2 separate regions of the Homo sapiens genome follow, and region 1 is linked to region 2. Evidence: chromatin loops called from intact Hi-C (ENCODE). Cell type or tissue: IMR-90. All regions are shown on one strand. Links, peaks and the distances in the headings refer to the core of each region. The heading gives the core; the rest is flanking DNA.

Region 1 (5,392 bases), core at 139-5,138, 550 kb after region 2:
GGGCTAATACGATCCGATGTAATGTCTTAGAAATATCATGCTGCTTGGTGGTGTACAATGAATTTAATAGGTCAACAGTGGTGGTAAATAGACCTGGAAGGAAAAGGCAAGGAGATGATAGTGGCCCTGTCCGGGGAAGTAGCAAGGATGGAAAGAATGATGTGAGATCCAGTTTGGAGGCAGAGTCGATAAGATACATTAATATTTATAGTCACTTCTATGGAATAATTTTTTAAGCCACAGGAATAGCAATAAGAGGCAATGTTTCAAAATTAGCAGTAAGCTCAGAACTGCGCTAATATTCCACCATACACCTATTTCTAATAACTATCTTCAAGGACCTTGCCTTGATGTACGCAGAATAGCTCCTATATGCCATATGTTTTAAAAAGATAAGGTGTGAGTACAGAATTTTAGCTACATACCACTAGTAATTCTAATTTTCTATTTTCTCCCAAATCAGAAAGGTATTTTGAGGTGTTTAAAATAAGGCTTCAATGTAAGCCATAAAGGGGCCCAACAATGCCTGTGTCTCTGAAAGTATTTATAAATATTTATGAAATAATATTATAAATTATAAGCTACTAGGCACATTGTTATGATCACAAAAAGATGACTTATTAAGAAAATATATTAGAACATTCCAAGCAAATGCTCACAATGTTCAAAGAAAATTAAAAGTTACTTTTTAAAAATTTTTTACCTTGAGACTAATTTTTAAATGTTAGCAAGTATTCTCACATGTGGCAAAGAATCTCTTCCATTATGGAAAGAATCAGAGTCACTGACTGTTAAAATGAGGTGCCAGAATTATGAGTAATCAATGTTACCTACATGAATGTTTGATCCTCTAGACCATGAAATTTCATAAATGATCCTTTCCACACACTCAGAATTCATAATTTAATTCTGAATCAATATAGACAGACTTGCAAAGGAAAAGCTGAGTAAGTATTAAATTCAGCATGGAAACAGCACTTTGGATATAATTACCTCTACTATGCATTGTCTTGGTTGTATTTTAAACACTTAGATTTTACAATTAAATTCTTATCTTTTCTCTTCTCTATATGTGTCAGTAATTGAAGAATGATTTCCCTCTAAAAGCACACCAGACTTTCAAATGCATTTTTACAATTCTAGGTCTATTAAGCACATCTGTTTCCAACTTTAACAATTGCTAATCTTTCCATCAGCAGTTCTTAGACAGGCATGTATTTGCTTTTAACATTTTAGGCATCTACAACAGAAATTACACTTGTATTCAAACATTCATAGAGATGATGAGCTACGATAAATGCAAAGGTCATTATCAGAATTGTTGAGGAAAAAGGGAGTAAGAAAGAATAATTTACATGAAATTTTAAAGAATGAATCATGACACACCTTCTGATTGTCAATCAACTGTACGGAGACTTTGAATATTTTACTCTTATACTTGTGCTACAATACTATTTCTAAATATAGCCTAAAATTCTTGTCTGTTATAACCCATTATAAGAAATGATTAAACAAAGAATATATAAATAATTAAACTCATTCTAAGTAGTATTGTTTGTTTAGTTTTTAAACATTTTTAAAAATTTCACCTTATTTTATAAAAATAATTTAAACATATGTATATAACACATTTATTCAAAAAAACATAAGAACATCAGAAATGTATGTTAGGAATGAAAAGACATATTTTTAAAAAATTTCCATATAAATAATTCAAACAATGTTTCATCTTTATATTTATAAATTTTCAATGTCTACAAAATTTTACATTCACTGCCTTCATTATTCAACTTTGTGGTTCATTTAACTGAAATATGCACTCAAAAGACAAATTTTTCACAATTTTGAGGTTTCTCCTGTTCTGAAACCCTATCAGCATTTTATCTACCAAAAGCATCATATATGTATTAATACATATTTCTGAATGGTCATCAGATCCACCTTACACTGTATAATGTCATACTTTTATTTTTTCTCTCACTTACTTTGCTACCAAAAGTCATATTTGAATATAAAACATTAAACCTTTTCAGATACACATATTGCTTTTTAAACCAACTCAAAAACTTGACTTTTTCAGTATATTTGCTACATAAATGTTACTCAAATAAAGGTTTATGAAACTAAGAGGAAGATTAACAAGTCTGTGCTGCACACTAGTGGCAAGAGGTAGTAAATGCATTCTTTTTTTTACTTAAATTTTACACTAATTGCATCTTAAATATTAGCTTTTTCAGTCAAAATTCGAACCCATTATATTATAGAGCACATAAACACACATTCTAAACATAATGTGTTTTTGTGTCATGAACTATTTTTCCACTATACATCAATGTATTGTGAACGCCATACCCAGAGAGGTTCCTGTGCATAGAAATACTATGGATCCGTATATCCATGTATATGTTTGTGCACAGACGTATACATGTGCATACCTTATACTTATATTGCACACACACCCACTAAATGTTAACTCATGTAAAAATAGTCATTATTTTGCCCATTATTTTTCTTTTCTTTACTCATTATTCTTTCCCACACACTTATGTAATACCATGCTTTAATACACATAACATGTAAAATATTACTCAAATAATAAATGGTAATAAATCATCGAAATGGGAAACGTTCATGATGGCATTTTATTGATGAAAATGCAAAAGAAAAGTACCCTGGCAAGTGGCTGATCCCAAATAACTACAATGTCGATATGAAAAGAACCTCAATATGCCTGAGATAAATTGATATTATCAGGCTGCTTCATGAAAGAATAAGATAAAGTCATTTATGATAGATGGTGTGCTATCAGAGGATATCTTTAACCATCCCCTCTAATGTGCCTAGAATGGGTATTAATTGTGTCATGTAGCTCATCATTAACCATTTAACTATCAATATGGATATCAAAACATCATTTTTATATCTTAAATATATAGAATAAGATTTTTGAAAATAAATAATGACCAATATAAAACTGACACAAATGTGTAAATAAAAACAAGATGTCATAGAGTCTGAATTTGACCAAGCCCACTATTGACAAGTGATTTCAAGTATTACTCTTATAGAGGAAATTCCAATTTTTAACCTCCCTTCCTCTTATCTGTTGTGCCTTTCTGCCCACATGCTTACATATCCAAAGAAAGAAAAAGCTAGGCTTCATTTCTTCCTTTACATCATATTCCCCCATACCTCTTTCACATTTTTTGGCTTTGATTCTTTCAGTTCTTCATACTTCCACTTCCACAGAGACAAAGCCGACTCCAGTCTCTCTATTTCTTTTTCCAAAGCTGTGCGCATTCTAAATAATTTAAGAATTAAAAGAAAAAAAGTCGGCTTCAATTTTAAAATACTTTCAAGGATGCATTCAATTTTATAGGCATTTTCCTAATTTTTGATATTTGTAACTGATCATCTTAATGAGAGAAAACATTTTGCAACTCATTAAAAATTATAAATATTGAATAAAAGTATTTTAGTTTATTATTCTGACAATTAACTTTACAGTAGATTACATATATTTAATTTGGCTTTGCCAGTATTGACATTCTGCTTGCTTTCTTCTGTGTATTTCATGCTTGCCTCTCAATTCCTTTCACTCATAATATTCTCTTACATAGGAGGATATATATGTTTCTAATTTTAACATGGAATTCTATCCATCTTCATATTGTGGCTATTATGTGAATGAAAAAAATCATTTGAAATGACCCAGAATTCCAACAAGCCACCTAACAATCTTAAAAAATAGTCATTTACTGGGGATCTAAAAATAATTTTAAATATTTCAAATTTGATTGTAATAAAGAAATTTCACTGGGATCCTTATTTAAATTATTCTAAAGGACTGAAATTAATTTCTCTATTTGTAGAACTAGCAACAGAACTAGGATAAAAACTTAGTCCTTTAATACACCAACCACTGGATTTTTGTTTGTTTGTTTTGCCCACAATGTCTGAGTCATTGATAATTGTTTTATTTCTGGTTGTAATGAACATATATTGACCTTTGAAGCTGGCCTGTTCTTATCTGTAAGGTAGATTTGATTACTATTCAAAAATACTCATTGATATTCCTCCATTTCCACGGACAGAGTTGTTTTCCTCATTCCTCAATTCTAGGATTTGACAATGAGATATTAGCAGAGATGATAGAAACAAAAATTTGAAAACAACTTATATGTTTGAGCTCCAGGTAAATACACTTTGATTGTTATATGACACTGAGATTTTGTGATTGTTAGTTACATACTTACTGTATTCATAATTAACTAATATACGGATCTATTTCAGTGATATTAAATGTCACTAGAAAGATCTTAGAAACATATTCACAGAGCTAGAAAATGCATGCAGAATCAATATTGAATGTCATTTACATATTTATAAGAAAAATGATTCTTCCTGGTAACAATACTATGATAATTCAAAGTAGTGTTAGGCTGTAAATATATTAGTTTAATTCAATCAAATGGAGAAGCAGCCTATTAAAAAGTTATATAATTATATTTACATAAATCAAGCCACAAAATTGAAAGAGGATATAAAAGAATTAGTTAGAGCTTAGCTTAACCTCAAAAGACATAGGTTGCAAAAAAATGGTGCAAAGCACCACTTATAGGACTCTGATCCGGAATCCCTTATTAACATAGCAAATATATTAAACAAAATTAACAAACAAAGAGACTCAACTTGAAAGTTTAGGTCTTCTGAACACTGAATATGAATGTTTATAATCCAGATTAACCACAGCGGTCACAATTTCAGATAGAAAAGTAAACCTAGCCAGCTGAGGACACCCAAGTTGCTTATAATGATATAATTTTTGTTTTACTACTTGCGTTTGAGATGATGAGAGGAAAATAATTAAATAGAGAAATAATAAATCAGTAAGTATTAGTATTTTGTGTTAGATTTAGAAAGTATATGTACAAATCATCATATGGTGAAATATATTGCATATCTAACATTTGAGTGCATTTTAAGTTTTGGGTGATAAAATAGAATATTTAAAAGATATTGAGTATTGACTTAGACCTGTGAATTTACATTGAAAATTATAATAAAATTGTACTAAGTTTGTAACTTCATTGGAATGTTTAAGATAAGAATCACCATATTTATAATTTTAATTTTTTAGATTTTCTTGTGTAGGATGTGGGAATGTCTTGTCAGTAACTGAAAAACTGAAAAAGCAAATGGCATATGTTAAATTAATAAAATATTTTTATAAAAGATTTTAATTAACTGCATTTGTGTAATGAAGCATATATTTATGTTCCTCCTTAAAATTAATTTTGAGAATTATTTTATTTATAATAGAATGGAAACATACTTGAAAAATACCTAGAGTTAAAATCATACATGTTGAGAAATCAAATGTCTGCTTTTG
Region 2 (5,392 bases), core at 207-5,206:
CACCTCCCTTGGCTGACAGCTGTGTGGTGACAGACTTGAGCATTCCGTCCCGGCTGCGAGGAACAACCAGACTCCTGGAGAACCGCAGCTTTTCCCGTGGGTTCGTCCTTATATGCCTGGAAAAGAATGAGGCGCTTTCTTCTACCCAAGAAAAGCCCTTGAAACCTGGCCGAGGATCTGACTCTGGCGCCTGCTCTCTCTCGCCTTGGTGGGGCTCACGGCAGCGCACGTTGGCTCCAGGCTGGAGGAAGGGGGGCGTTGCTGTCACCCAGCTCCGCACTCGCTCTTGCAGCCTCCCAGCCTACTACAGAGCTGCTGAAGTTCCAGAATGGGCCCCTGTTGTCCTTGGGGTACAGTCTGCACCTTTAATGCGAAACCCAGCAGAGGCAGCACCAAGAGTCAAGTCTGCCTTTCCCGTCCTCCTGTCCCCAACACCTGGCGCCGCCAACTCCCGACAAAGCGACTCCTGGTGCTTGGTGATCTGCCCTCTTTCGGGGATTCTACCTTATCTTTCTTCCACTCTCTAACACTACCCTTCTTTTGCTTTCTTTTTTACACAAAAATTAGCAAAGTCCTCCCCTCTTTTTCCCCTTCTCCAAGTTGGAGGATTCATCCAGTCATCAGGGAACACAGGAAAGGTTCTAGCTCAAGGACCCTTTGCCCCGGGAGGCAGGAGCTTGGTAGAACTGGAAGTTGGAGAACAGTGAGGTAGACACAACCAGAGTCTGGAACAGGGGCCCTTTCTTTCCCAGACGAGTTTCCCCTCGCTTTTCTGGACCAGCCAGCCGGGGTCAGCCTCCCAGGCCACCCTACATCGCGCGCTCCCCAGGGACCTCCTGCCCATCCCTCCATCCTCTCTCTCGCGTCCCAAGTCTAGGCTGCTCCCGCCCAGGTGACAGCCCCTCCTGTCCCGCTGCCTCCCGTGAGTCCCTCCTACCGCCTCGTCTGGTCACTAGAATAGTTTTGAACCCTTGGGTTCTACACGGTTTCCCTCCCAAGCCAGGCAGCGCATCTCTCAAGAATAGGGAAAGGTCTCCATCAACTTTGCCGTCACGGAGCAGTGACCGCGGGCGGGCGCGGGGCACACACCTGCCTGCACGCGGGCGCGGGTCCCCGGGTAGGGGAGCACTTGCGGGGCGCGGGAGCCGCCCTCGGCCACGGCGAAGGCGCCCTAAACTACAGCCGGCAGGGACGCGCGGCGCTGGGAGGGCATCAGACGGGAATTTCGAATTGAGCTTGGGAAGCGGAGACCAGAAAATGGTGATTCTAAACACACGCGAGCGTCGCCACACACAGCAGTTCCACCCGAAAGGCGCACACTTTTGAGAACAGACCATCGTGGATAGCACCGCAAAGAAACCTCCTCCAAGGCACGTTCCTCGTTGGAACTGACAACCCCTTTCGTCTACTGACTTCCCCGCACGGTCGAAGACAGCCCGGTGCACTCGAGGATGGGGACTCAGGCGCTCCTGGAGTCCCCAGGTCCGTCTGCGGAGCCCCCCGGCAGGTGTGGGCCCCCACCTGGCCAAGCAACAAGCGGGCCATCCGCCTAAGGGCCGGGTCCCTCTCTGCCCTGTACCCGCACGGGTCACCTCTCCCTGCCCCCCCCCCAGGCAGCCAGCCGGGCCGAACGAGCGCCGGGGAAGGAGCAAGCCGAGCGAGCCACTCACCCCAAGCTTCCTGCTGCGGATTTTCACGTAGCCCTGCTTGACTATGTCGTTAAAGTTGGAGGCCATGGCCAGCGCGATCGGGCTCCTGCGCCCCGCGATCCGCTCTCCGGAGTCGAGAGCCGCCGTCCGCCGCCGGGTCTGCGCGGGTCTCGCATCCAGCCGGCCGCCGCCAGCAGCAGCGCCGCCGCCCGCTCTTCCCCGAGCTCCCGCCGGTGGGGACGCGGGGTCGCCTGCAGGGCCGCCGCGGACGGGGAACGGGGCCCGGCGCCGCGAGCCGCGCCAGCCCTCCGCGTTCTGGCGCTCACCTTCGCTCCCCGCCGCGAGCCCAGCGCCGCGGCCCGCGCCTCCGCCAGCTGCGGGAGCCCCCACCGCGCCGCCGCCCCCGGCAGCACCCACGGGCTGGCGCCTCGCTCGGCGGCGCACAGCTGGCCGGAGCGCACCACCGCGGCTCCCCGGCGCGGGGGGAGGGGGCGGGCCGGGGGGGGCGGGCTGATGCGCCGGCCCCGCTCCCTCCCCCTGGCCCGTGGGGTGGCTGGGCTCGGAGACGCTCGCAAGACGCGCTCCATCCCTCTCCGCGCGGGTGGGAGCGCCTCCGCCGCCGGGCGCCCCGAGGCCCGCTCCCCACCCGGCTCCCCGGTCCCTCAGCGCTCCCCGGGCGCGAGATTCCTAAGGACACGGCGCCTCATTCCCGGGCTCTAAATCTCCACTCGCAAGCTGTGCAGCGGGGAAAGGGCAGTGGGGACACTTCCAACGCGGAAGGCCAGCGGGAGCGAGACACTTATTTCATTGGCCTTGTTTACAGTACATTTTTATTCCCAAGCACTCGCGGCCGTTCCAGGTCTCTGCCCCGTTAGGAAGTGTAAATCGACGCCAGACCCTTCCTGGTGCACACAAAGAGACCAATCGTGCGCATGTGTCTAATCCTCCCGCAGCCTAGAGACAGGCAGGCGGGCGAGGCAGCCGGGCGCCGACGTCCTCTGCTGAAGGAGTGGAGAAGACCGACCGACCCGAGTGGTTGATTTATGCATGCGTTTTCGTTAACTAGGACTGAAAGTGGCTCCTGGCTCTTCTGGGAAAATGGAGAACGTGGTTGTTATCAATGGATACCAATGACTTCCTGAAATGCTCAACTTGTACAAACAAAAAATGAAAAACTTTCTCCCCTTAATGTAGAAACACATGGCATTTTAAAAGTAGGTTTTTCATTATTGTAAAGATGTTTTAATTTTTAGGATTATGTTTTTGTGAAAGATTCGAGGAAAAAGAGCGATGTTGAGTTTTGGCCGGAGGCAACATATGGATTTTTACTATAGGCTAGAACATTTAGTACTTACTTCTAAGGATGTTTCTAATTAGTAAAATGTATAAAGATTGACAATTTTTAAGGTGACTCCTGCAAGAGTTATATTTAGTAAAAGTTCAAAAGATGATGTTTGTTTATTACGGTGAGCAGTATTTTTCCAGGTTCTCATTTAAAATTTCCTACCCCATTTGAAACACAATAATAGAAAGAAAGGAAACTTACTTGAATGAGGTTGTGGGGGGAATGTAAAAACTTGAAGGACAAGGTAGCTCAGTCCAACCAGATGAGCATCCAAGGGAGATTTTTGTCTCATCCTTTGCAGAAATCTCCATCTAGAGCCCGTGTAAACCAATGGAAATTCTTACTTGCTTTAACAGCACACTATTCCTATTCATTCATTAATGTGGGCTAGCCTTTTTTTTTTTTTAAATAAAAAAACCTTCCACCGTGCAAAGTACCAGATGCTGGGGCAGATCAGATACTAAGGATAACATGGTAAAATCCTTTCCGCTGTCACTCTGGAATGGGCCCAAACTCTGACCTTCCCAGAAAATTTGCATAAACTCCCTGGAATGGGCTCAAGCTCTGACCTTCTCAGAAAATTTGCATAAACTCTCTGATAACTCCTTGTAATTCTTTCCTCTAAATACCTGGCACAGCTTGTCTATTCCACCCACTTCTTACTATTTCATACGCTGCATGGCCATTTTTTTTAGAAATGTAAAGACTGCTTTAGGTTTGTAAATGCTTTAAATAAGTGATTTCATTCAGCCCTCTTTGCAACCACATATGTTAAATGTGGTTGCCAGTTACTAGAGGAAATTGAGGCTCACAGACATTCAGTTGCAGAGCCACACGTTTCAAGATTGATTTGAGGTCTACAGTGATTTCTATGACCACTGACTCCTTCTCCTATTTATATAATCATCTGTTTCACAAGTCAATTATCAGTTCTTTGAAGTCAGGGATTAGTTTTGTCTCAGCAACAATCTTAGTGCTTACATAAGTAACAGGTGTGATCAATAATCGTAGCTTTTAATGATTATGTATGTGATCACTGTGCCTACATTCATGTTTATCAACGTCTTTGTAACACCCTAGCATGACTTCAATATTCTCATTTATCTTTTATTTTTAAATTTGTGATACAGCAATTTTTATGTATGTGTGTCCCTCTTTTTATGATCTTTATTTGCTTCTTGAAAGCAGTAGGTTATCTGTCATGTAAATTTTCCCAGTTCTGGATTTGGTTGCATAGCATCAATTAAATATGTTCACCCAAGTCCCATGTTTCCTACTAATGTGACTTAGAAACTTACCTGCATTCTCCTTTTTTTCAAAATAATTAATAAAAGATGCTGTGTATATTCTACTGAATCATACCAAAGGAACAAAATATCTAGCTGTCCAATTGATTAGAAGATTAAAGTGTTGTCAACACTCATCCATACATTATAAAATTATAAAATATAAATTATATGAAATTGTAGAATTATAAAATTCTCCACCAACCTTCCAACTAGTGGTTTTTGCAGCCACTGATGATCATTGCTTAGATACATTATTTCATTAGGGATTGCAAAGTTGTGATTTTCTAATTTATCTTTATTCTTGAGTTTATGAGTATATACCCTCTTCTAAAAAACAAACACATAAACAAAAGTTCTTTCCCTCACAAATTAGAGAATTCCCCTGAAATAGACACCCTATAAGAAAGGCAGGCTTGATTCTTAACCATTATTATCCATGTTTTAGAAATCTTGAATGGGTTCTAGCAAACTAAAAATGAATCCCTGCTCCCTTTGGAATATCATTTTCAAAAATGCAGTTTTGTATATTTGATGTATTTCAGGGCGTCACAGTCATTATTCTTTTTGGTGTCTGAACTACCCCATCTTAGGTGAGAAGGAGCTGCTTCCATAGACATTTTTGCATTTTGAACAGGTAACCATGAACTTTACTGGCCTGGCTGTGATCAATAACAAGGTATCCCATGCTTATCTAATACATTTCCAACTGCAGACCTGGAATTCATTATTTCATTTGGAACCTTCATTTGTTTTAATGAGAAATGAAATTCATTTCCCATAATTTGGTTGCTAGTGGTGTTTTTTTGCTACTAGTTTTATGCTTTTCAGTTATAAAGCAAGGAATCTTTTTTTTTAATTTCAGAAATATATATTAAAAGAAAAAATGCTCACTTTCAAAGGATATTTTCAATTCAAATTAATGTTGACATATTCCATATTTAAGGATCGCTTCTTTTCCTTTGAGATACTCACTATGCGAAATATTTACAAGTTTCCAAAGTCAGACATATCAAATAAGGCACGTTGAGAGATATAGCTCTCATTTCTTTCCCTTCCTCTCTTTGTAAGAAACAATTTTTATTAGTTTTTGGTTTGCCCTTTCACTGCTT

Evidence for each region. A loop is a pair of places that touch in the nucleus more often than their neighbours do. Peaks named below come from ENCODE experiments on the same cell type or tissue, not always from the same donor. Only the 100,000 strongest peaks of a DNase experiment are listed, where the experiment ranks them.
Region 1: a loop joins it to region 2, with 4 times the contacts of the local background. A loop is called at or near these places in 5 of 110 quality-filtered maps.

Annotation. Positions count from the first base shown.
Region 1 is chr18:68,844,222-68,849,613 of GRCh38, reverse strand. It overlaps CCDC102B (coiled-coil domain containing 102B), which reads right to left. Exons shown (of 8, transcript NM_024781.3): 4 at 3,193-3,301. Among named protein-coding and RNA genes, the nearest start is that of CCDC102B, 49 kb to the right of the region's middle. In IMR-90, for the core only: a CTCF peak has its summit at 2,159; a DNase peak (open chromatin) is centred at 2,133.
Region 2 is chr18:69,397,589-69,402,980 of GRCh38, reverse strand. DOK6 (docking protein 6) reads right to left here and starts at 2,093. Exons shown (of 8, transcript NM_152721.6): 1 at 1,671-2,093. The coding sequence starts at 1,736. In IMR-90, for the core only: no CTCF peak of the experiment used is centred there; a DNase peak (open chromatin) is centred at 2,570; H3K4me3 peaks cover 1,951 bases; H3K27ac peaks cover 817 bases; H3K27me3 peaks cover 692 bases.